Regions from separate parts of the Homo sapiens genome. Here all the other regions are linked to region 1. The links are chromatin loops, found by intact Hi-C in ENCODE. Cell type or tissue: PC-3. All regions are shown on one strand. Each heading gives the region's core, and the rest is flanking DNA. Links, peaks and the distances in the headings are about the cores only.

Region 1 (8,337 bases), core at 1,397-6,396:
CTCACACCTGTAATCCCAGCACTTTGGGAGGTCGAGGTAGGTGGACCACCTGAGGTCAGGGGTTTGAGACCAGCCTCGCCAACATGGTGAAACCCCATCTCTACTAAACATACAAAAATTAGCCAGGTGTGGTGGCACGTGCCTGTAATCCCAGCTACTCAGGAGGCTGAAGCAAGAGAATCACTTTAACTCGGGAGGCGGAAGTTGCAGTGAGCCAGGGTCACACCACTGCACTTCAGCCTGGGCAACAGAGTGAGACTTCGTGTCAAAGAAAAAAAATAAAGTAAAATGAAGAAAAACCATCTGGCATATTAGGATTCAATATATACAATATTAGTGACACTGTCAGTCATGATACTTCAAATTTACTTGGACTCTATTTCCAGAACTCTATCTGGCTCATAGTATCACCTCTTTAGAATCTTTCAAGGCATAGCTGAGAATGGTGGTATGTGCTTATAGTCCCAGCTACTTGGGAGGCTGACTGGGAAGATGGCTGAAGCCTAAGAGTTTGAGACCAGCCTGGACAACATAGCAAAACCCTGTCTCAAACAACAACAAAACCACAGACACAAAAAAACAAAAAACAAGGTCGGGGCAGGGGTGGAACTTTTAAAATAATTTGTCCTGTGAATAGAGCTTGCAAAGCTATAATACCATGCCCTTGTTTTTCCTCATTCCTTACTGTCTGATTTCGCATTCATTAAGATAGAATATGATGGCCATGAAGGAAGAGAACTCAGCATTAATGTCATAACTCATCTAAAAACACGTTGTCTAGGGATCACCTGAGCTAAGGCATTTTGCGGGGGGGGGGGGGCATTATTGGAACCCTTTTCTTCAGGATGTTTGTCCTGCTCATGATGTCACCAAGACCGTACTTGGAGTGTGGCATTATAGTTATCAAGGCCAGTTCTCTAACCTGGATGACCCTTAGGGGCTTGAATTGAGGTATATGGATTTTTTGTTATGTGCTTGTTAAAAGTGGCTCTAAATGTGCACACACATTCAGTGCTGAAGGACAATTTGGAGTTGCCAGCCTGTTGCTGCCTGACTAATTAAAAGAACTGGGCACATGTTGCTCACATCATTAGATGAAACTTGGTCACACATCTTCTATGGATTTGTTTATTTTTAAATTTTATTTTGAAGTAGCTTCAGCCTAGCAGAAAGTTTGCAAAAATATTACTGAAAACTTCTGTATACAATTTACCAAGATTCATCAGTTTTTAACATTTCACCGTATTTGCTTTATTACAATCTTTTAATATATGTGCGTACATGTGTGCACACTCATGCATGTGCATATTTTGTAATTTTTCTGAACTATTTGAGAATAGTTTACATATATTGTACTCCTTTACCTTTTAAGATCTTCATATGTATTTTCTAAAATAAAAAGTTACAAACTTATGTAACCACTGTACAGTTACCAAATTTAGGAAATGTAACAATAATACATTTTTTATTGCATCTGCATTGCATATTCCGTTTTGTCAATTGCACCAGTCATGCCCTTAATATCCTTTTTCCCTCCATTACTATATTTCTGTCATCCTTCTTCCACAGTGAGAGTCTTGGCTCGCAATGACATCAACACATTTACTCTATTCTACAATAGCAAAATTAGTTTTAGAATTGCTGAACCCAAATGACTATATATTAAAAACATACTCGGGAGTTGCAGATTTGTTTTAGTTCAATTTCCTAGACTGAAGTAATATATTAACAATACTGTCTTCTATAGTTGCTTGCATTCATTTTATTTTTTCTTCAGTATGATTATTTTCTTTTTCTTTTTTTTAAATTTTACCTTAAGTTCCGGGATGCAAGTGCAGAATATGTAGGTTTGTTACATAGGTATACTTGTGCCATGATGGTTTGCTGCACCTATCAACCCGTCAATCTAGGTTTTAAGCCCTGCATGTATTAGCTATTTGTCCTAAGCTCTCCCTCCCCTCTCACCCCAGCCGCCGACTGGCCCCGGTGTGTATTGTTCCCCTCCCTGTGTCCATGTGTTCTCATTGTTCAACTTCCACTTATGAGTGAGAACATTATTTTCTTCATTTCAAATACAATTGGATTTGTTTCTTTTGCATTTAGTTTGAGGTTTTCCCTACCATCTTTGTTAATTTTATTTTTTACTATGTGGAATACTACTATGCTTCCCAAAGTCCAAACTACAAAATTATACACTCAGAGGAGTGTCACCCCTTCATTCCTGCTCCTCTGCTATCTAGGTGACAAATTTTGTTTATTTTAACCCTTCTCATGTTTCCTTATGTTAAAAAATTAGGTTTATATGTATTTTCATATTCCCTTTCCCATTTGCATAACAGATGACCTATATAGTCCTTTCACTATTTCTTTATGAAGACCCTATATAATACATTGTATATAACATGTTGTTGGACCCTGCCTTCTGCCCTGTTCTTGCTGTGGATTTATAACACCTTCATATTGTGGCTATGTAGAGAAAAGATACCTCTGAAGCCTTTTTTCTGCACTCCAAGGCTTAACATAGAATTGGCCTCTCATAACCTTTTTTTATATAATTGATCTGATTATTGAATGGAACAAAAGGACAGCACTGAGCTATAACAGCGCATACTGAACTGTGATCACCATGACTCTGAAGTTGAAACCCTGCAGTCTTACATGAAAGACTCAGCTCCTTCTGTTATTCACTCATATGGATCTTACACAGCTGCCACCCGGAAGTACTTGATCCTCATTCTAACATGTTTTCCAAACCTTTAAGAATTTGAAATTCCATTTTAGTTGTCCAGAATTCTCTTTCCACCTTTTATGCCCGGTCAACATTTAACCATCTAGTTAAAGGTGAGTGATTTGTCTAACTTACTTGTTAGATAGCTCTCGTTAAACTGCTCTGGCAAACTTAGTATTTCTATAACAACACTTTAGAAACATCTCAACTATAGCACTTTTTGGCCTGTATTGGAATAATTGGTTTACGTTTAGTCCCATAGCCTCCGCTATGAGATTTTGAGTTCCCTCGGTATCAGGACCCTTCTTTATCTCCAGTGATTAACACAGTTACTGCTTAAAAATTGTTTGAATAATTTAATAAATTGATAAGACCTTTCCCCACTTTGAATCTTAGTTTATTTTGTATGTTTAAAAAAGGGTCTACTTGAGATTCTACAGTATTCATTTCAAACTCTAACAGTTTGAAATCTAGAAGATGAGATACCTCTCTCTTTCATCTTCTAGCATTCTTTATATATATACATATATTTCTTGTTTATTATTTGTTTCTAGTTTATTATGTATCTAGTTTAAATATATATGTGTGTGTGCATATATATATTTCTCCTTGACTAGATTCACCACTGACAGGAAGGGGGCGCCATTTAACAGCCTGTGGAGAAAGAAAGTTTTTGTGACTTCTTTTATAGAAAGGGATGGTATTATTATCCTAGCTGAAATTGAAATATATTTTATTCTCCTCTCTGAAATGTCGATTTACTTAACATTTGACATTGGAATTGAGAAAAAAGCCAAGGATACCTCATCTAAGCTCCTTTGCAAATTATGCACAGCACTGATTATTCTCCTTCTAAATTTCATGTGGGTTTATGAAAGGTAACAAAGAATAGTTGATAACTCTTGATATAACAGAAATGTATTAATACATATCATGTATATGACTATGGGTGGATGTGTGTGTGCATTAATTACAGTGTAACATCTGGAATTTGGGGAGGGTTACTTTTGAGCAAAAACTGACACCAAAGTGTACTTACAATGCCTATGTCTACCAGGATAAGCAGAAAAAGCATTTCTGTCTGTTTGTTGTGTCACTTAACAGACGCTTTGTATTAAGATGGTGTCCATATTTCAAGGCCTTTAGCACCTGAAACAATTCAGAACCCAGACCATGTGGTGGTCCCTTAGAATTCTACGTATCTCTGAGGTCTAAGTAATCAGACTCAGGACCAGGCTGTCTTATTTAAAGGGGAGACATCTTGGTAAAAGCCTCTTGAAGCTGCCTGTTCCTACTTTCTGGTTACCTGAGTTGTTTTGGTCTAAGTTGCTTCAATTGTCTGGGCCCAGCCCCACAAGGCACAAATAGGTTTGTTATTTTAAGAGGCAACCTGAAGCCACTCTCTCGTGCAGTTACATAAATAAGACCAGGCTGGCTTGGAAAGGGTGTAAATCTCTGGCCAAAATGAGAGAAGGGGGAGTCATTTGCTTTCAACCACAGTTAACATGCTGACTGAATTTCCAAATAAACTTTTATCTCTTAAGACTGATTGCTAGTGATGGTTATAAAAATGAGTGTTAGAATGTAGCCAAGGAAGTGACCACACCTTTCCAGATTCTTCCTTAGTTCTGTCTTCAGTGGTTATTTTCCTAAAAACCAAGAAGAGGTAGCTCTGGTTCCTAGGTGTAACTCAGCTTTCTTGTAGACAGAAAAGAGGAGTATCCCCCATCATTCAGCTTCTCTTGTACCCCCTCTTTTCTGCAAATTACAGTAAACAAAGGTGAACAGGAGAGATGAGTAAGAACACAAATCTTAACCCAGTCGTTTCTTTCTGCATGGGGTGTGCTGAGTCGTCCTGCCTTTGCCTTCTTGTATTGCACAGAAAAACCTTCAAGCAGCCAAAGGAAAATGCCTCATCTTTGAGTGAAATTCTTGTAGGTATTGCAAAAGGAGTTAGAGGGACTTATCCCGCCTGCACATTTCTACAACATTGTACAAGTTAGAAAATGTTGCTTGTAGATTGTAGTTGACAGTGTTCTTAGAAAAGTAACAACCGTAGCATTTCTTTGAGGTCCTACATTCATTTAGCTTTCTGCTTTCTTCTCCCTTGATTTAGAATTTTATTTTTCCTGAAGAACAATTTTTTATGCTGCCAATGCACACAATGCAAAATAGCAAAAATTTGATTTTTCTCCCACAATTAAACTATACTTTTCTACATTAGGTTAGATATTCGTGGTAAAAAGCAATAATTATGAATTATTGTTTTTTCTCACTTTTTAGAATCTGCACATCTTAAAATAGTTTTAAGCACTTTTAAGGAATTTGCTTCAGTTTGTTTTGGATGACATTTATTTTTTTCCTCCCTCTGAAACAAATATATTTTTTCTTTTTTCTTTTATCCCTCCTCTTTTGTAATTCATATTACCAATGAAAGCCCTTTTGAACAAGCAAACGAAAATCCTGTGATAATTGAAATAGAAGCATCCAAATATGATGTCCTGGTAAATATTTATAAATATGAGATACAGACTTTCTTCTGATGCCCTCAAATGCTGGTCACCATAGAGCACTGAAAAGAATTATGACTCAATAAACTGCATGCTGACATATAACTAAATAAGTAAATAACTGGAGTGAAGGCCAACTGCTGCTTAACAGCTTCCCCAGTTACGTACACACTTTCAAACAAGCATGAAATGTAGGTCTCTGGACATCGCTTAAAAGAACCACAAATAAACAGAGTGTGATCCCACACTCCTATTCCTTCCGGACAGCTAGAAAGCTTGGCTGGGAATTGGGGTGGTTTTTGTTGCTCTTCTGTCCTGTGCACTGTAAACACAAACCCTGCTCAGAGCACCAGGGTCGTGCTGCTGCTGACAGAGTCACTGAGCCTGGAAAAGTGAGGAGTCGAAGAGCCTGTGACCTTTGGCCCATCACCTCACCTCCGATTTTGCAAAGAATCACGCTCCAGACTTGGATACGTCGATTGTAACATCTGGGCTAAGTCAGCCGAAGGGACAGGGAGCCTGATTTGCCAGTTCTCAAGTGTGGCTCTCTTTTTTCACATGCAAGATATATGTTAAGCTCAAGCTCTGCAGTTTGGGGTCAAACAGATGCCAAAATAGTAGAACATTTTCATGGAATACATACCTTTTACATTAAACATAAGGTTGAAGCTGAAAGGCTCGTTAGATGTTATCTATTGTGACTTTTTCTTTCTACATATAAGGAAACTGAGGCAAAGAACAGAGTTCACAATAGAGCTCAAATGCCCTCGTTCTTGGACCACTGCCATCCTTGGACGTTTAACTGTCTGTATCAGTTACCTGTAGCTACATAGCAAACCATTCCAAAAGTAATGATGTCAAACAACAATGATTTATTATTTGTCACAATTCTGTGTTTGCTTAGGCTCACTCAAACCACTAACATGCACCAGGCCAGTTGGCTGGAGGCTGGGCTCACCTGCATGGCTGAGATGGCTGGGCTCTTTCTCTCTACTTGGTCTTTCACCCCAGACTTCTTCACAGCTTGAGGATTCGTGGAAAGAGATCCAAGAGGTCAAGCCCTGGTGGGTGGGCTTTTAATAAATACCCACTTACTGTCTTTGTTGATATCCACTGTCCAAAGCAAATCGCTTAGCCCAACTCAAAATGAAGTGGAAGAGGAATGCACAAGAGTGTGCATCAGTCAGGAGAAGCCTGACCAATTGTGGGGTGGTTACTGCAACAATCTTCTGTACTGCTTATGAAAATGCTCCCCCAAGCGTTCTATATAATAATGGTATCCTGCAAGATAGTAAGCAGCCTTCCTAGCAAAAAGAATCTCCCTAGTCAAGTTTGTAAGAGTTTCTCGAAGAAGAAGAGGTGAAAATGGCATTTTCCAAATGTATTTGACTGAGATTTTCTTTTCCTTGTAAAACAGCTATTAATATCATGGAAAACACTTTTGAAAAGACAAGCCTCGGGCATTAGTACCTACAGGGTATTAGTACTACTACTAATGCCTTATTAAGTCAACAAGACCTTTGCAAAATCCCTGAAGATCTTCTGGTTTTCAGATTCATGTCTTTTCATTTTTTACTGGATCATCTTTTTTTTTTTTTTTTTTTTTTTTTTTTGAGTCTCGCTCTCTCACCCAGGCTGGTGTGTGGTGGCACAATCTCAGCTCACTGCAACTTTCCACCTCCTGGGTTCAAGTGATTCTCATGCCTCAGCCTCCCGAGTAGCTGGGATTTACAGGCACCTGCTACCATGCCCAAGCAATTTTTGTATTTTTATTAGAGACCAGGTTTCACCACATTGGCCAGGCTGCTCTCAAACTCCTGACCTCAAGCAACCCGTCCGCCTCGGCCTCTCAAAATGCTGGGATTACAGGTATGAGCCACCATACCCAGCCAGGATCATCTTGTAAGTCATAAATTTCAGTCTACTGCAACTGGCCCTTCTGTTTTTAGTGTCTGTTTATGCTGTTTGTTACAAGCTGTCCAAGTGAGCACATGAACTTTCCGTCTGGCCCAGAGCAGTAGGTTGCTAACAAAGCATTGATAGGGTGTAACTGGCATGGATAAAAGCAAGTCCCAAGAGTCTACTTCATTTTTCTGAGTCTTAGCTTTCCCTGTGCTAAAAATTGGAAAATCACAGTAGCCTTATAGATAGTTATGATGATAAAATATACAAATATATTTGGAAATATTTTGTGATCTCCAGGTGTTACACAACCATTATCCAACTCCAGTTAAATGTTAATAGATTTGTTATAATCAGGGTTTGATTGCTTTTTAAGTATAGCATAGACCTCCAAAGTGCCCAGCTAATGCCAAGAATCAGTGAAATTCTGAAAATGCTAATGTGATCATGTTACTGCCCTTTTAAAACCTCTCCAATGGTTTTTTACCACTAAAATTAGCTTTTAAGGGCTTATGTGATTGATGCCTGCTCAGATCTTCAGCCTTCACAGCTCACAAGCCAACCCTGACCCATCCCTTTTTCCTTGTTTGCTTCAGCAGAATAGTCTTTTGTTTCCTAGATACTGTCTGTGGCTCTGGTCATTTGCACAGACAATTCTCTTCTTCCCTGCTCAGACCATTCTTTTTCCATGATGAGTAGCATCCCCCGCCCTCATCCTTTCTAGCTTCTCCCACTGTAAGTCCAGGTTAGGTGCTGACCTCTTCCACTGGGCATCCAGACCATCATGTTTTCCTCCATTTCAACATTAAACCAGTAGGCTCATTGCTTGATTTCTTGTCTCTCTTTCAAACACTATTAAGTAGGTATTCCTTAAACACTTTCTGATTGAATGGATGAATGTATTATTATTTAATACATCCATGAAGAAATCAGTGCCCTGGATAGTATTTTGTGTAGCCTTGGAATGGAAGAGTGTGATGAAGCCTCCATGAAACCCTATGGAGTGGATTAAAGTTATATATTTAATATATTATATATATAACTTTATAATATATAATATATATTATATATAACTTTATAATATATAATATATATTATATATAACTTTATAATATATAATATATATTATATATAACTTTATAATATATAATATATATTATATATAACTTTATAATATATAATATATATTATATATAA
Region 2 (8,337 bases), core at 2,026-7,025, 240 kb after region 1:
GCAGCATAATCAGATGGCTGATGGGTCTAACATTCCTACTAGACAACCCCTATCTACTCTTGCTAGTCTTAATTTTCCTCAGTTCAAAACATTTTCACATACAAATTAGGATTTTTCTTCCTAAGATTTTAAATTTTGCTAATTCCAGTGTAATTTTCAACATGTTATTTTAAACCCTATTATCTATTTTAAAATGGAATTTAAATTGCATTCAATATTATTAGTGTTTGTACTTGTATTACTTTTTCTACAGCAATCCATTTTTAATCCTTATTTAGAGAGACATTCCTAAGGCATCCTAAATGACGCTGACTTGCTTCTCATGAGCAGACATGAGTCTATTTTACTTTTAAAAAGTCTGTAGCTTCTCCAGGCGTTGAATCATCTGGCTTGGGGCCAGACACTAGAGGGTGCTTTAGAAATATTATTTGATGATGAACTCGGATGTTAGCCACTTGCTTTTCAGAATTCATTCCTGTAAATCATGGCTTTGAAAACTTGTCAGTATTTTGCTTTTTCTTTTGTGGATTTCTTCAAAGGGAGAAGGAATGTCTGAAAAGTAAATATTCAACAGTCATAACTACATCCCAAGGAGGGTGGAATAAAAAAATTATAGAAATTTGTAGATACATAAATATTTCTGTGAGATAAAAAGAGAACCCCCTGGATAGCTCACAAAGAGCCTACTGGAACTTTATCAGTCGGCAGAGCTTTGTCAGAAGAAAGTGGGTTTGTGAAGGGACAGGAGAACATGTGTTTCTCCCCATTCCAAACCCTCCTTTTCTGGAAGCTTGCTGTAAACAACCACTCACATTTGTATGAGACATTTTGTTTTTTTTTTTAAGAGGGACTTTTACATATATTACCTTAAGGGATATTTACAACAACCTATGTGGTGAGCATTACTATTTTTATTCTATAGATAAAATAAAACAAAAACAAATGACAGGTTTAGTGACAGTAATTCACTCACATAGATCCAGAAAGCAAATTGGCAGAAAAAGAATTTAATTATAGGACTTTATTCTACAATGTGCAGCAACCCCATCCTTCCCTCATATATGGTTGATGTAACTCTATTTCTCCCTTTTCACCTTCAGATTTTGTCACCAATTGTGTCCTTCTCCCCTTTTTATTCTTTTATTTTCTCTTTAATGTCCTCAAAACTTTAAAAAATAAATAAGTAAAATAAAACACACGAAGAAGAAAAACCAGAGGTCATGAAATATGAAAATTTCATGCTTCCCCTGACCTCAAAAAAATAGCATCACCAGCTACTGGAGCAAAAAAAAAAAAAATTCCTCTGAAGACTTACATTTTGAACTCAGCAGTTCACAATTTTTTAAGGCTTATCTGCTCACATATGCTGTGTTTGAAAGACTGGACATTCATTGCATCCAGCTCTTGTCACTGAAGCAGAGCTCTGAGTGAAGCACAGCTGAGACACAAAGTGTGCTCTCAGATTCCAGAGGAGTCAAAGCTCTCACTGGGAAGATTAGAAAAGGCTTCTTAAAAGAAGGGGAAAGAATTCTTTATTCTAGGCCTTGAATGACAACAGGATTTCAAAAGAACTCTTGAAGCTTTGGAAATAGCAAAGCCCCCAAGTCAATGAAGCTCAGAATATATGCAGAAAACAATGAAAATTTAACTTATTGGAGGCTCGCTTGCCTGAGGAAACCACAGGGAGCAGAGCCTGGCAAGCGAGCTTTAAACTGCTTTAGCGCAGATCTAGCTCAGAGCTTTCTGAGCCAGTAGAAATACCAGCATCATCCACCAACAGCAGCCATGGGTCATATGTGGCTATTGGGCACTTGAAAGGTGACTGGTTTGAATAAAAAACTGAAAGTTTAACTTAATTTTAATATTAATGTAAAAGCCAGATGTGGCTAGGGGCTACCATTTTGGGCAGTGCCAATCAAGAGAGACTTGAATTATAGAGTGACAGGTTATTACAGAATTGTAGATCTACCCACAGGAAGTAGACACTGACTGACTGGGGAGAGGAACTGAGATAATTTGGAGAGGCCAAGGTGAGAAAAGTATAAGATAGATTAATTGGAAGTTGGAATCAAAGAAGATGCCAAGGTTGTGACTGATAAATTTGTGAACTGCTGAGTTTAAAATGCAACTTATGCTCATTTAGCTTGTATGACAGATGTTTGTTCTCCACCAAATTTATGAATTTTTCCAATGTCAAAATGATGTCCATTCTTTCTTCTCTCAGTCAACATCCAGAACCCAGCATCATGCCTTACAGAAATATATGTTGTGCATGTGATATTTTCTTACAAACTCAACCATAGCTCTCTGTTAATGTTATAGTTAAATTAAATATCTAAGATGGATGAGAGCGACAAGAGTTGGATGTAGTGGATGTTCATTTAAACACAATATATGTAAGTAGGTAAGCCTTAAAAATGTATTTTTTTCTATATGTGTGTAAATGTGTGTGTGAGTGTGTGTGTGTGCGTGTGTGTGCAGGTGTGTACTGGTTTATTCTCCCTCAAATTTTTATCTCCAAAGCACTTGGAATTAAAATACATTATCTGTATTATTTTAAACCCATGAGAAACAATGTTCTTATTTCAGCTTCATTTCTTAATTATGGATAAAATATTCTGTAAAGTTAGCCAGTGTCCACTCCTTCATTCAATAAGCTAAAACGATTGTTAAAATAAAAACAGAAAATTTGACTTCTCCAACTGTAAGTATTTGATTACCCAAAGGCTTGGGATCAAAATATCAAAATCACAAGTAAAATCTCACATTAAACTTGGTTAAAAAATTATTTTCCTACAGTATTTTGCATAAGAGCATAGAAAAAGAATAAAACAACAGCAGCAACAGCAATGAAACTTCTCATCTCCAATGCAACCATTCTAATCACTAATATCTTTGTATCCACAAATGGACTCATCACTTGGGTGACTTCTCAAATAAATCTTAAATTGTTTTTGGCTCAGTAAATCCTCATATGAAGACATTCTGGGGGTGACTAGGCACCAAATAGCCTTCCATAAAATGTGTTATGGGCCAATATTCACTCAGTGACCTGGCTTCTCTTCTATGTGCTCATATGACATGAGCAAATGCACAGGCAGAGTTTCAAGAAAAAACATCGAGAAGTTAGTTTTCCCTTCGCATTCATTCAAATGATGCCTGGGCTAACCATGTTTGATGAAGACAGGGTGGATTTATCCAGTTCTTCAGGCAAGGGCTATGTGTATTCTATCTCTCTAAAAGTCTCATTTTGGAGAATCCTCAATTCATCAATAACTCCTGCAGCTATTACCAAAACCTTCCCCCTCCTTTTTTTAAACCTGAAAAGAAAGTGAAGCCCAACTGGTGGGGGTTATCAGGTTATCTGGAAGACGAAACTATGGAGATTTGTATTCTTATGCATTTTTTGTCTCACAACAATGGAAATCCTTGAACTTCCAGAGATATTATGTTCTAACATCTTAATCCTCTTAAAAACTAATTTGCATTATCTAACACTTACTTGAAATGTTGGGAGCAGAACTTTGGAAAGGGTTTTAGGTCTGGATCTTCCATTTTAACTTTATTGTGTTTTTAAGACCCATTTTTGAGTTTTCTTACACACACATACTGCTCCCACATTTTTCTACATATATATTTGAATATAGGCAATTAGCCATATAAACTCAGGAAAATAAAGCAGTTATCGATATTAGTATATTCATGAATTATCCCTTCATTCACAGAATCCTAAAATCTTAAAATTAAAATTGACCTTAAAGGAAGCTACCTTAAACCACTCTTACAAACTACTGTACTATTACAAGTATTGAATGCCTGGGATCAGAAATGGGAAGAATGCTTCCTTTTTCATGTTTTGCTCCTTTTATTTTTTTTCCAAATGTCCAAGTAGCCAAGTCTCTGGTATGTATCAGAGGAACAGTCAATTTTCAGAGTGAAGTCAAGTGAAAAGTATGCAGATGGCAGTGTAAATGTTAGGAAAGTTTGGGGAGAAATATGCCAACTATGTGCTGTTTTGTTACAGTAACTATAGAATCGTCTCTCCAATGCCACGGACAAGACCCTTGCCAAATGGAATACCCTATTTATAACCCTATCGGGAAGAGGAAATCGTGCCAGGAACAAGATAAAACTATTATCTGTATTAAGAAAAATACTTAGAAGCATGTTTGTATTTGAAAATAAATGTTAGTGGTTAAGAAAAAAAATAATGGTAGTTGTAGATCTGGGTGTTGAAACCTGTTGCAAGACTATTAATTAGTCATCATCTTATCTTCACTGCCATGTCTCTGCCAACTTACCTGTTTGAAGTCACAAATGGAGCTCATAAATGGGTTCTTTGGGAGATATGTAGAAAATAAACAATTTCCCCCACTGGGCAGATAGTTAAGAAATCTCCCCGGGCTCATATGTTTTCCTCCTGTTGGCACTGTTGACTCAGTGCCCATGTGGGATGTACTCCCAAACTGTCCTGCTGCTGGCAATGTTTTCAGTGCCAAGTATTTAGCCTGCAGTCCCAGAGGCAACAAAAAAATAGCCAAGTCCAAGGGAGTGCCATGAGCATATGGACCCTGGTCACAAGAGTGTCACACTGGGAGGGGCTTGGACATATGCCATGGGCTGCATCAGGACATATGCCATGGGCTGCCACCCCAAATAATTCCCTCTTCCCCAGGACCCAGTGGAACAGCTTGTTGAATAAACAAGAGACTGAAAGAGTGGTTGAACTGGCACCAGGCCAGTGTCCCTTGCCTTACCCACTGAATCAATGAAAACTTGGCATATACTACATTTTCAAGGAGCAGGGAAGCATGAAGGCATAATCTCTTTGTCCCTCCTGTGTTTTGTCACTTTGTCTTTTCTCCACCTACTTATCTGACTTGGTAGAATACAAACACTATATCATTTGGAATAAGACAAAATAAGGGTTGATTCCTGGCTCTTTTGCTAGCTCTGTGCCCCTAAAGGAAAAACAAAAAAAAAAGAATATTTAACTGATATATGCCTCAATTTCTTTTCAGTGAATGGTACCTACCTTGCTGGTTTGTGGGAAGGTTTAAAAAGGTGATATGTAAAGTGCTTTGCACTGTTTCTAGCACATGGTAGGCAATAAATGTGAACTTGTGTATGGCCAGATGCACACATTAAACTCTGGATAGTCCAGTTAATTACTCCATAATATTATTAGTTAATAATCAAATTTATTGATTGAGTTATATTGTAATATAGAATATTGTCCTCTAAGGATATAGTTATTAAAATAAATAAATATGTCCTCTAAGGATATATTTATTAAAATAAATATAAAATAATCTAATCGTTAACCCTCTATCAAAATTTCTGATAATACTGTAATTATACACAATTATTAAAGACATAATTTCCATGTATTATATATCATGTATTGTGTATTTTATACAAACACATTACATATATCACAATATTATGTATTATATGTTTTATATGTCATGTTATATTATGGCCTGTATTACATATTATGGATTTGTATGCCTCACGTATATGTCACATACATATCACATTTAATATATTGTATATGTATTTGTACTATTATCAATTTATGTTTATATCAATTACAAATTGTGATATGTAGGCTTATCATTACATGTAAATCACTTAAAAAACTATAAACATATGATTAATATACCATCTATTAGGGGCTTATTTGTCATACAGATAATTAGATATAATTATTTAAAATAATGTAATTTTTACTATTATATATGCTATTTATATAAATATAGGTGTAAACATGCACACACAAATTTAGTTATTTAATGATCTTTGGTGTGCTTAAGCCACAATTCCCCTGGTTTAGAATTATCACAAGGGAAGAAAGTGAAATGTCATGGGAAAACCATGTGTCTGAATGAGAAAAGTTTCAATCGAGGTCCTGACAGGTGTGTGACCCTGGCCATGCCATTCACCCTCTGTGAATCGTTATTTTCTTACTCTAGTAAAAAGAGGAGGGAAAATTTACAGATTTAAATTGAAATAATATACGAAAATATTAAAATAATCTAATTGTGTCTGCAGCACAATTGTTAGTTCATAATTAATCAATAAGTGGTAGATGTCTTTATTATCAAAAGCTAATTATCATTGTTGTTTTCATGGAAGTCTCAGAAATAACATCTGAAAAGCAGCCATTCACTTACTGAGGATTTCTACATGCAGAGTCGGCTACTGCGATTTCTGTTTTGCTTGGGCCTCATTTGGAGAACAGGGTCGGTTGTTCTCACTTTCTAGTGGTTGGAGAATATTCAAACTGATATCCCTTGTGGGGTAAGATCTTGGGGACAAATATTTCTTCTATTTCAAGGTTTCTTAAATTTCACATGTGATTTTAAAAAGCAAATAAGCCCCTTAATTGCTTCATTAAGCTAGTCAACACTAATTAAGAAAAGTCAAGTGGAAAAATATTAGAAACTGCTGTGCCTGACTTTAAGCCTCCTCTCTTTCTCCCAGAATATGTTTTGCTTTGCTGAGGAAAGGGAGTTTGTGATTTTCTGTGATAGAATCCACTCTGACCTCCTGGGTTCTGAGCTTGAAATTGAGCTTCAGTCTTTGGGGGTTGATCCTGTTTATTACTGATGAAACATGATTTCCCAACCCCATGAAAAAATGCCTAAGTGCCTTGTAAAGTAGCACAGGGGGTAACCCAAACTATTTTGATGAGTTAGAATTCAACAAGCTTGAAACATCAGTTTCTTCTCCTTTGATACAGCATAGGAGCTTAAGAACAGTGGGCAAGGGAGGTAGCTCAGTCTTGGAGTGGGAGCTCCATATGTGAATATGTGCATGTATGCATGTGTGTCTGCACCTTTGCGTTTGTGCACCTCTGTGCACATATGCGGTGTTGGGTATGCGGTAGGGAGCTTCTACTTGTCTGTAAGACAAATAGGTCCTGAATTCAGCCTTTTGCTCTTCTCCAAACTTTGGAGCAGTTATTTCTCTTAGTTCTGCTGAAGCTCATAAGAAAAGTGAGTTTTGTTATAGATTTTCCTAGAACTGACTAGGCCATATGTCTGGTTATATCAGCTCCTTTGGAATCTCTCAGATCTAGAGAAAATGATGAAGTAATTCCAGTAACCTGCCTTAACTCTCCTTTATTGTAGTAAATAGCTTCTATATATTGAGCACTTACTGTGTACCAAATGTTGTTTAGATATTTTATAACCATGGCCACATGTAATTCTCAGGGTAACTCCTCAAGATGCATATTATTATCTCTATTTAATTGATAAAGATATCAAGGCTAAGAGAAATAAATGGCTTATAGCCCCAGAGTTGGTAAGTTGTTGAGCAGGGATTAAAACCCCAAGATGCCTCCTGCAAACTCAGTCTGATTTCCTCTTTACCCCATTATTGAAAAGTCTCTCTTACTGTAATCCTCTGGGTCATATCAGAATCTTTCCTGGTCCCAGATGAGAAAAACTCAAATTCCTCTTCACTCTAAAAACACTGCTTGGTACAGTGTCTCTGCTAAGCCTGCTCAGCATGCAAACACCCCCTGAAGCTCCATGGTTGGCTTTACCCACAGCCTTCAGGAGCTCAGCACATGTCAAGCCCTTCAGAGGATTTTGGGCTGCTTAAGGGAATCTTCTGGATAAGCAAGAAATGTGGAGGACTTTGGGATTTGAGTCAGAAGGAATTTTGCCCATATTGACACTTGTGCTGGGGAGACCAGACCTGAGTTATTTAGGGTGATAGGTGATCTCCCTTTGGGGTGTCAGCTCCTGTGGATGGCCTTTCTCATCGACTATGGATGAGTGAAAAGGATAAGAACCTTGCCATCATCAGAATAAACTCAACAGAGACAAAACCATAAGACTCAGTCTATTTTGCAGGCATTGAAGCATGCTGTGACACTGTCATGCCAGACCCCTAATAACTTCAGTAGGGATGGCACTGGGTTCAAGAGGCTAGAGAAGAGACCTACAGCCAGCAAAAGAGGCCTATGGTTTTATTTGGGTGAACTTACATACAGGGATGGTCCAGTGGTGGCAGGCTGGACAGGAGAACCACAACTGCTGGCAAAAAAAAAAAAAAAATGCAGTTTATATAACATCCTCACTTAGCACCCTCTCCTCAGCAACCTCCACATGAGCACCCTCATTTCTTAAATAATTGTTGTCAGGTCCGTCTGCTATATGGGGTTATTCTCAGGGTAGACTTAAGTTATTGCTGTCAGGTGTGTCGACCATACAGGCACCAATTGCATGGGCTCATTTGAGGGATAAAAGCTCAGTATGTCTTGAATGAGGAAAAAGTGTAGAAGCCCTTGTTGGATGTATTGAGGAATCCCATTGATAGGCT
Region 3 (8,337 bases), core at 2,026-7,025, 230 kb before region 1:
ATCAGCCATCAGGGTGCAGACATTGCAGGTCAAAACGTCGTCTCAGACTTTACCCTCCAACCATTGAGAAAACATCTCTGCTTAGTGCCAGAGATAGCCCCACCTAACTTGGTGGAAGTAGCAGTAACGAAGTATAAACACACCTCCTTCTCCCAGACGCTCAGGGCTCTGTTTACAGATTAAATCTCAGGATGTGTATATTCGACGTTCTTATTCCAGGATATTAATGGCAAAATGAACTTGTCTGGTGATGGCTCCGTCACATTAATGTCTGATGGACGGTTCGGATGTGAAAGGTGCATTAAGGCCTGCTGAGGGCCCTGCGTGTGCGAGTCAGGAATGTGACTGCAAGGCTGGAATGTGAGCTTGTTTAGAGTGAACCCAAATGGAGTCGATTTAACCCTGCAGGAGTCGAGTCATCTGAAATACCACAGCCCCAGAAGGCAGAGTCTTGATAAATAGAAGGAAATGTGCAAAATATTTATCTTGCGATTCTTAATCTGCCTAATGTAGTCTAGCGGCATTTCTAGGAAGCTTTGTGGGTTTTAACCATTATCTCAAAATTTATAGTTAGCTCAGAGGTCAACTGGAAACATGGCTCTGCAGGTTCCTAAAGTCTGTTTAAATCTCCCAGAGGTATCCGGGTTGTCTCCTGCCTGGAGAAATCTGGAGAGAATTCTTACAGAAGGTGATGGGTGTGTCTGGGCTATGGAGCATCTCTTGGATTTATTGAATATTTAGCAAGCATCTATAATGTGCCCATCACTGAGCTAGGCAGAGAAAGGGAGAAACACATATTTTGGTTCTGGAGCTTGTGTGTAGTCTGATTGGGAGGTGAGATAGACCCCAGGAAACAAGTATAGAACGAAATAGAGCAATTAAGCCCAAGGTCTTGGGGTATGGGACAAGACAGCCAGACATTGAAGGAACCACTAAGATTTATCAATGTTCTTTCTCCTCCATCACAGGGTGTGTTGGCAGCTTCAAAATATGAGCCTTGAATGACTCTAGTTGAGAACATAGTGAAAGCCATCGTATAACTTGCAAAAGCAAAAGTGTTTTGTGTCTCTTCACATGCCATGTTGAGCGTATGTGTGTTGGTATCCAGGGTGGCTGGGAAAAGAGAGTGAAAGTGGGTGGATTCCCTTCTCTCTTCCCCTCTGTCTCTTCTTCCATCTTTCATCCTTGCCTCACATCCTACCCACAGTCCTTTGTAGATGACAGAAGCCACAGAGCTGAGGAAGGAGGGACAGCTGGGGGTGCCACTATGATTTCTGCCACCTGATTCATCCTTAAACATCAAGAAGCTGACTTTCCTAGTGCCTTGGTGGAGGACATGGTAGCTCCTCCAGGTCCTACTGAGAATACTCCAAAGTCCAAAATTAACCAATCCTGATTCCTAAAACAGGTAAAAAAGAACAGTTCTGATGAAAAGGATTTGGGGTGTTTTCTTTTTCTTTTTCAACTTTGATTTTAGAATCAGGGGTACATGTGCAGGTTTATTACAAAGATTTGTTGTGTAATGCTGAGGTTTGGAGTATAATTGATCCTGTCACTCAGTACTGAGCACAGTACCCAACAGTTTGTTTCCACCCTCCCCACCCTGCTCCCCACTTTTGTATTCTCCAGTGTCTATTGTTCTTATCTTTATGTCCATGTGTGCCCAATGTTTAGCTTACATTTATAAGTGAGCATATGTGGTATTTGGTTTTTCTGTTTCTGCGTTAGTTTGCTTAGAATAATGGCTTCCAGCTGTGTCCATGTTGCTGCAAAGGAAATGATTTCATTCTTTTTTATGGCTGTGTAGTACTCCATGGTGTATATGGACCACATTGACTTAATTGAATCCACCATTGATGGGCACCTGGGTTGATTCCATGTCTGAAAAGATTTAAGTTTTAAAAAATTGTTATAAAAAGCCACCTTCTTTTTTTGAATCTTGCTTTATAACTAGTACAAAGCAAACATCAGATACCTGTGTATATTTATACAATTTTAGTCATTTTCAGAATATTTAACTGAATATAAAACTGTTTTTAAAAGAACATTTTATTTTCTAAAAGTTAGTCTTTTTGTATCATGGACATATAAAAAATAACAAACCTATTTCAGCTCTTTAAAAGCTCATTTCAATAAAAACAAAAAAGGAAGCGCCGGCTTCATGTTCATTTCAGTGGCCACTAATCCAGCCAACACATACTGAATGCCCCTGAGTGCCTAACACAGTGTTAGATACTAATGGCAAAGGGGTGAATCAGATGTGGTCCCTGCCCTTTGAAACTAACTTGCTTTTCAAGAGGCTGTAACTGAGGAACACTCTCTATGGGCAGCTCTTTGGTAGCACAGAGTTCCCCAGGAAGCACTATATAACATCTCCCATCCCTGCTCCATCATGACTCATACGAAAAACTTCTAGGCTGAATTCTGTCAGGAAAAAAAAAAAGAAAAGAAAAGGAAAATGATAAGTAAATACATTTGACAATAAATTTGAGATCATAAACCTTGGGATTCTTTTTATAATACCACGCACTTCAAAATCAGGCAGTATTTTTCATTTGACGTGGTTTTAAAGGTAGCTCAAAGAAAACACAGGATTAACCGTAAGTAGTGGGATAGTAAGCGTGAGCCAAGCTTCCAAATAAACACATCAGAGACTTGGGCTAAAAAAAGACAGAACACAAATAACCTCCTCTTGATGTGCCTACAGTTTCATTTAACTGTTCCCAGGTCATGAACTAATTTACCAAAAAGAGGTTAACTCCAGTGCAACCAAATGGCATTTCAGGAAGCAGGTTTTGTGCATATCGCCTGTGGAAGCCGGGCCACTTGAACCCCGCCTGTGAAATGCCTCTCGGATGAGCACTTTTTAAAACTCTTTAGTGTATTCTTTTTCAGTGAATGGGTAATGCGTTAGGACATTGGAGAATACAGGCCTTAAGAAACATGAGCTTGGCTTCTTCCCAAGTATTGATGTCTCCAAACCAAAGAATTAGCCTAAATAAATTTGTTTTGAGTGACTGTGTGACCTCGAACAGCCTACTTTCCCTTGGTCAGCTAGATGTGTTTCCTACAAACTGAAGAGCTTAGATGAGCTGCTCTTTCAAGTCCCTTCCAGGACACAGAGGCCCTTCCCAAGAACTCAACACAGGAAAGCTGGCCTCTGCCCCCAGAAGCTTCCAGGCGAAGGAGAACAGTCAAGGAGCCAAAGTCCTAGGTGCTCCGCTGGAGGGTGACTTCCACTCACACCAATCTTCCAAAACCTAGGGACTTGGGACCGAGCAGCGGCATTATATCATTTCCAGGCAAAGCCCAAGTTCTGTCTTCCGTACCCACGGTCTCTTTTCGCATTTTGCGCAACATCATTTGCTGCTTCATCTGACCTAACTCGGTGGGTTTCTTGATTTTAATGTGTGTAGAAATTACTTATTGGAGAATTTTATTAAACATGCACATTCTTAAGCCTGGCGTCCAGTGATCCTCTTTTGGGAGGCCTGGGCAAGGGCCACGACGTAGGCACGCTTCACAGGCACCCAAAAGGTTCCCACGCAGCAGTGACCCATGAAACATGCTTTGAGGAACACTCATCTGATGGTTCTGGAGTGGGGTTGGTCTCCCTCACAGACTCAGGCTCCTGGGAGCCAGGGACTCATTTGACATTGCAGTGAAACAGAGAACATGGAAAGGGACATGCCATGTAGTCAATCCAAATTGGATGAGTAAGTGAATCAATGAATGACTAAGGCACATGCAATAGGGAAGGTCATTGTCACCATGAACTGAAACTTTCCGGCAGTGTTGGAGAAGGTAAGGTGAGTGGGAGACGTGGTACAAGACAGGCTTCAAAGCTGGGTCTCTGATGGGTCACCAGAAACAGTAGGGTCCTTGTAAGGCAATGCTTCTTCTCTAGCAGACACATTTTTCCAGAGGGAGTCTGTCAGCCTCCATGATATTTTAAGCTGCATCCCTCAAAATGTCGTAAAGGAGGATTAAAGTATAAATGATTGTCAGTTCACTCCTGTCCTCCTGGTACTGCGCTGAGCATCTCAGGCTGTTTGGAAGACAGGGGCAGCAAGGGAGGGGAGGAGCAGGGGAGGGCCTTAAAATGTGACTGAACAGAGCCTGCAGAGAATGAGGAGCTCTGGTGTGTCTTGGGGGGCTAAAGCAGTTCACAGGCTGCTACTTTTTTTGTGACATAGCTTTTACGGGGGGAGAGCCAGAATATTAAGCTCATTGCTTCCAGATGGGAAGGTTGGACAAGACAGAGAGGCTTTGGCTCCGAAAGCTTGGACGCTGTGGTGCGATATGGATGTGACATATTGAAGTAATCGAGATAGAAGATCTGGCTTTAGCCAAGGCTGTCAGATAGATACTTTTTAAAACATTACATGGTTTGTAACAAGGTATTGTGTATCCTCACAGAAACTCTGCCGCCTAGGTCTCTGGGAAGGCAGTGGGGGGAAAAGTGTGCTTATTTTGCTTGAGTTACTAAAGCTCCTTTTATATATGAGGAATTTGGCATCTCCTGGCTGGGAACGGCTGAGCCAACAGTGTCCGATGCACTTGTAATGTAGATCATGCTAGTGACTTGCTAAGTGAGTCCAGGTGTTTGCATAAGAGGCAGGGTCCTAAGCACCTCCTTATTTGAGCCCCGAAGCAATCATGGCCCAGTGCTTCAAATGAGCCTCAAATCTGTTTAATAAATCATCCTTCTATTTATAGAGTTAATCCAGGGAGAAAGCCTCCGTGTTGTCTGGTGGGGCATGTGCCACCAGAGGGCGCCCGATGTCTGCCTCATTCCATCAGAGTGGCTCTTGCTATATCAGGGGTTTTGCCTCCCCTGCAAGCTCCTTTATCCAGTCCTTTCCTTCCTGAGCTTTCAGGCCCTGGATGGCATACCTATGGATCAAAGCCAGGTGGGGCAGGGAGAACCCCCAGACCCTTTCACGAGGGACCCTTTCTCCTCCAGTGTCTTCAGTGAGAACTTCCCTCTGGGCCAGCCTGCCCATGCACGCTGTGGAAAGGGAGAGAAGGCCCTGCCTCATTTGGAAATCCTGAGTTTGCAATGTGCTGGTTTACTTGCAATTCTCATGTTCAGAGAATGGGCCCCTTCCTTGGCTAACTTCACACCTGAGAACATGTCGGGGCATCCCTGCGGACCCAGTGTCTGCTTCACATTTCAAAGGCTGGGAACTGTTAAGCTTGTATTTTGATTAAAATTTTGTATTAGCGCCCCCCCCCTTCAATGTAATTTCAGGATATTTAATTTCAACCAATCATCTGAAGGAAAGTGGGGGGAGGAGGTATCTGATGTGAAACAGCACACGGGGAAAGCCAGCCAAGTTAGAAAATAGAGCAGCTCGGGGCTGTGTCGATGTGACAACTGAAGTCTCTTTTGTTCTCTCAGGCAGGGTCTGAAACCAAAGCCCCTCAAGGACAGGAGATCTACCTCTGGGCTTGGAATCAAGAGGACCAGTCGTTCCGGGAGGCCTCCCTGCTACCTTTGGGGCCTTTGGCAAGTCCCTGAAAGTTTCCAGGTTTCAGCCACCTATTTGGGCTCTGGGGAGAGGAATGCCTACCATTTGCCTCTGGCTCTGGGATTTTAAAAGGAAAAGCAGCAGAGTCTTTGGAAAAACCAATCTCTGAAGACCCAGGGTGAACATTAGTTACAACACCCTAGCTTCGAGGTGATGTAAACTTCAGGTACGGAGGTTACGCTCAGAGGAATAAAGGAGCATTCGTCAAACATGAGCTCCCCTCGATTGTGGTCTAGGGTGGAGACCAGTTATTCAAGTGTCTGTGGGCCCAGGCAGGTAATGAAAATGTAGTTATGGGGGAACGCCCGGCTCAGAACAGGCGTAGAGTAAATAGTTGTTGTTGACTGACTGAAGGAATAAAAGTGGGTCTGATATAAGACAATAGGGAATGGTACAAACCTTGTCAAACTGGAAGGTACATGACTTGAATTTGATGTTCAAACTATTGCTTTTTAAAACACTAGTTTAAACATCTTCTGGCCCTAGAGCTACCAATTTGTATCTCTGTATCCACTTTTATATATTTTAGGCCCATTTAAAAGACCAGGAAAGGAGGAAAATAAATCTAGCAGTATAGGACGTTCTTAATCTTGTCAGTTAACCCTAATTTTAACACCCCATCTCTGTTTGTCATTCTACTTAACCACTTTGGATTAAGCAAATTCAGTCACTTTGGAAATAGTACGTGTGGATGGTACCTTACAGGATGAAGGACCATAACAATATTCTCTAGCGCAGGCCTCTACCTCCACAGGGGGACAGACTGATGAGCCAGATCAACTCCTGCATCCTCTTCCTCAAGGAAAGCCCCCATCAATAAAACCACAAGGTTACAGTGGAGCCAGAGGGAGAGCTGGCCTGAGTTGAGACCTCCTCATGGAACTCATGGCTTCAGTTTCCTAAAATGGGGATTGTACTCCCCTAGCTCTCCTTGCTTCACAGAGCTGTTTGTGACAACTCATGAGTAATGTTATGTGAAAGGGCTTCACACACTGCAGTGTGCTGAATAAATGTAAAGAGTCCATGCTATCCAATTTGGAGACAGAAATTAGAGGACTCCTCCTCACACTAGTTAAGTACATCTCTTAAATTGCTTGGACTGTTGGCGTGGTTCTCGCCAGAGTTGAATATAATTCCTCTGTTGATGGGTCAGCCTTTATTTCCCCCAGTGCTGTTTCTTACTTGAGTTAATGAGTCCAAAGCTCATGTTTGCATGCTACCTCTGACCCTCACTAAGTGCTCACCTGCAGCTCTGCCCTGTCCTCAGAATGATGTGACCCTCAGGGCCAAACACTCCACAGGCTGCACTCTGCCACCTCCAAATCCCCACCAGTGGGTCCAATTCTCAGTCATCTGCTTGTTGTATTTCTGTTGTTTCTGTATTCATGTCAAGGATATTTGGCTGCAGAATTCCTGCAATATATTTTAGGTGAATGTGCAGCATGATCTTATTCTGGAGTCCAGGAGACTCCACCTAGGATTGCTCACAAGTAGGTCAAGTGGAGGGGGTGGCTAAGGCCAGTTTTTCTGCTTGCTATGCTGGTGCAGGCAGAGGCTTTAGAGTTATGTTTCCAATAAAAGGCATAGATTTTCACTGCCTGATGATCAAAGTCAAACTCCTAAGCCTGGAATTTGAGGCTCTCAAAATCTGGCAATATCATTTTTTCCTTCTTCTCTTCTAGTTTCTTCTGTGCACCACAGGCCTCATGCACCAGGGTGCACCCCCTTCCATGTACATATTCCACATTTTCACACATCAAGCATGCATATGTACAATTTATACATACAGTTTCCTCTGATTCTTTTTTGTCCTTAAATGTCTGCCTGCTATCATCATGACCATTTTTAGGGAGAAATGCTTACCCGTACCTCCTATTTCCACAGAGAGGAGAGGCAAAGTCGAGAGTTTCACCACTCTCTTTAGGAGGAGAAAAGATGGAGGAACATTCCCAGCCCCTGACTCCATCTTTGACTCGCTCTTCCTAGGAGAAGAGGAGTAACTGGGATCAGAACCTGAGCATACCCAGCTCAGCTCCACCATCCCTCCGTCTTCAGGGCTCCTCCTGCCTGCAGATCAAGGGCTTCTTGCCTGGCTCCCACTTACTTTCTCCCTGTGGTTGCCGTCTAGAGGCAGTCATGAAGCCCCGTGCTCAGGGCAAGTCCCTCCACGGGGGCAGGACTGGCATGAAGGAGTAATGCCCTCTGTAGTGGGAAGGGTGAGAACGTCTGCCTGGGACTGGCCCTGCCCTCATAAGGGTTTATACTGCAAAGGCAGGGGAAAGAGGCCTGTTCTCCAATCCAGAGTTACCAACTGATAGTTTGAGTTTCTTCCTTCTGGCCCTAGTGCCCATACTGAATTGACTCTGAATCCTCAGAGGAAGAGAGAAATTATTTATGTCCTAAAACCTCAACAGCTAAATGTCACATCTTCAAAGACGTTTCAGACCTTCCTTGTCAGGTGTGATCATTCCTTCTCTTTTTCCTCTTCGCGTGTTTCCTGTAGAACTCCAGTTGTGCTTCATTTGCTCATTCTTTAGTTCGACACATATTTACAGGTGAAGACCTGGGATTTCCTTGCATTTAGGATGTGACGAAAAATCACATTTTTTAAGTTGCGTTTTTTTCAGAAAATCCAAGTCTTCACATTAGTATGGTATAATTAGAACAGAATTGGACAGAAGGCTTGGATTTAGGTCTCAGATTGAGACCTGCAAGATACTGAGAGCTTCTGAGATTACAGGAATGCTGCTAGGTGCTTTTTGATACAGAATCTTGAAATTGTTGGTTTCCTACATTATTTTCT

What was found. Hi-C counts contacts between places; a loop is a spot of excess contacts. Peaks named below come from ENCODE experiments on the same cell type or tissue, not always from the same donor. Only the 100,000 strongest peaks of a DNase experiment are listed, where the experiment ranks them.
Region 2: a loop joins it to region 1, with 13 times the contacts of the local background. A loop is called at or near these places in 9 of 110 quality-filtered maps.
Region 3: it touches region 1 in a loop (6-fold over the local background); 76 of 110 quality-filtered maps call a loop at or near these places.

The regions. Positions count from the first base shown.
Region 1 is chr2:18,746,741-18,755,077 of GRCh38, forward strand. The region is part of intron 4 of LOC105373456 (a long non-coding RNA gene); the gene reads left to right. Among named protein-coding and RNA genes, the nearest start is that of NT5C1B-RDH14, 160 kb to the left of the region's middle. In PC-3, for the core only: a CTCF peak has its summit at 3,376; DNase peaks (open chromatin) are centred at 3,371, 5,411 and 6,111; H3K4me3 peaks cover 490 bases; H3K27ac peaks cover 2,522 bases.
Region 2 is chr2:18,987,317-18,995,653 of GRCh38, forward strand. It overlaps LINC01376 (long intergenic non-protein coding RNA 1376), which reads right to left. Exons shown (of 4, transcript NR_135287.1): 3 at 8,003-8,048; 4 at 1-552. The region is part of intron 5 of LOC105373456 (a long non-coding RNA gene); the gene reads left to right. Among named protein-coding and RNA genes, the nearest start is that of LINC01376, 35 kb to the right of the region's middle. In PC-3, for the core only: no CTCF peak of the experiment used is centred there; DNase peaks (open chromatin) are centred at 4,005, 4,405 and 4,465; H3K4me3 peaks cover 469 bases; H3K27ac peaks cover 1,727 bases.
Region 3 is chr2:18,515,938-18,524,274 of GRCh38, forward strand. LOC105373454 (a long non-coding RNA gene) reads left to right here. Exons shown (of 8, transcript XR_001739302.1): 8 at 5,405-8,337. Among named protein-coding and RNA genes, the nearest start is that of RDH14, 41 kb to the right of the region's middle. In PC-3, for the core only: CTCF peaks have their summits at 4,773 (motif pointing right) and 4,975; DNase peaks (open chromatin) are centred at 2,384, 2,984 and 4,784; H3K4me3 peaks cover 472 bases; H3K27ac peaks cover 1,203 bases.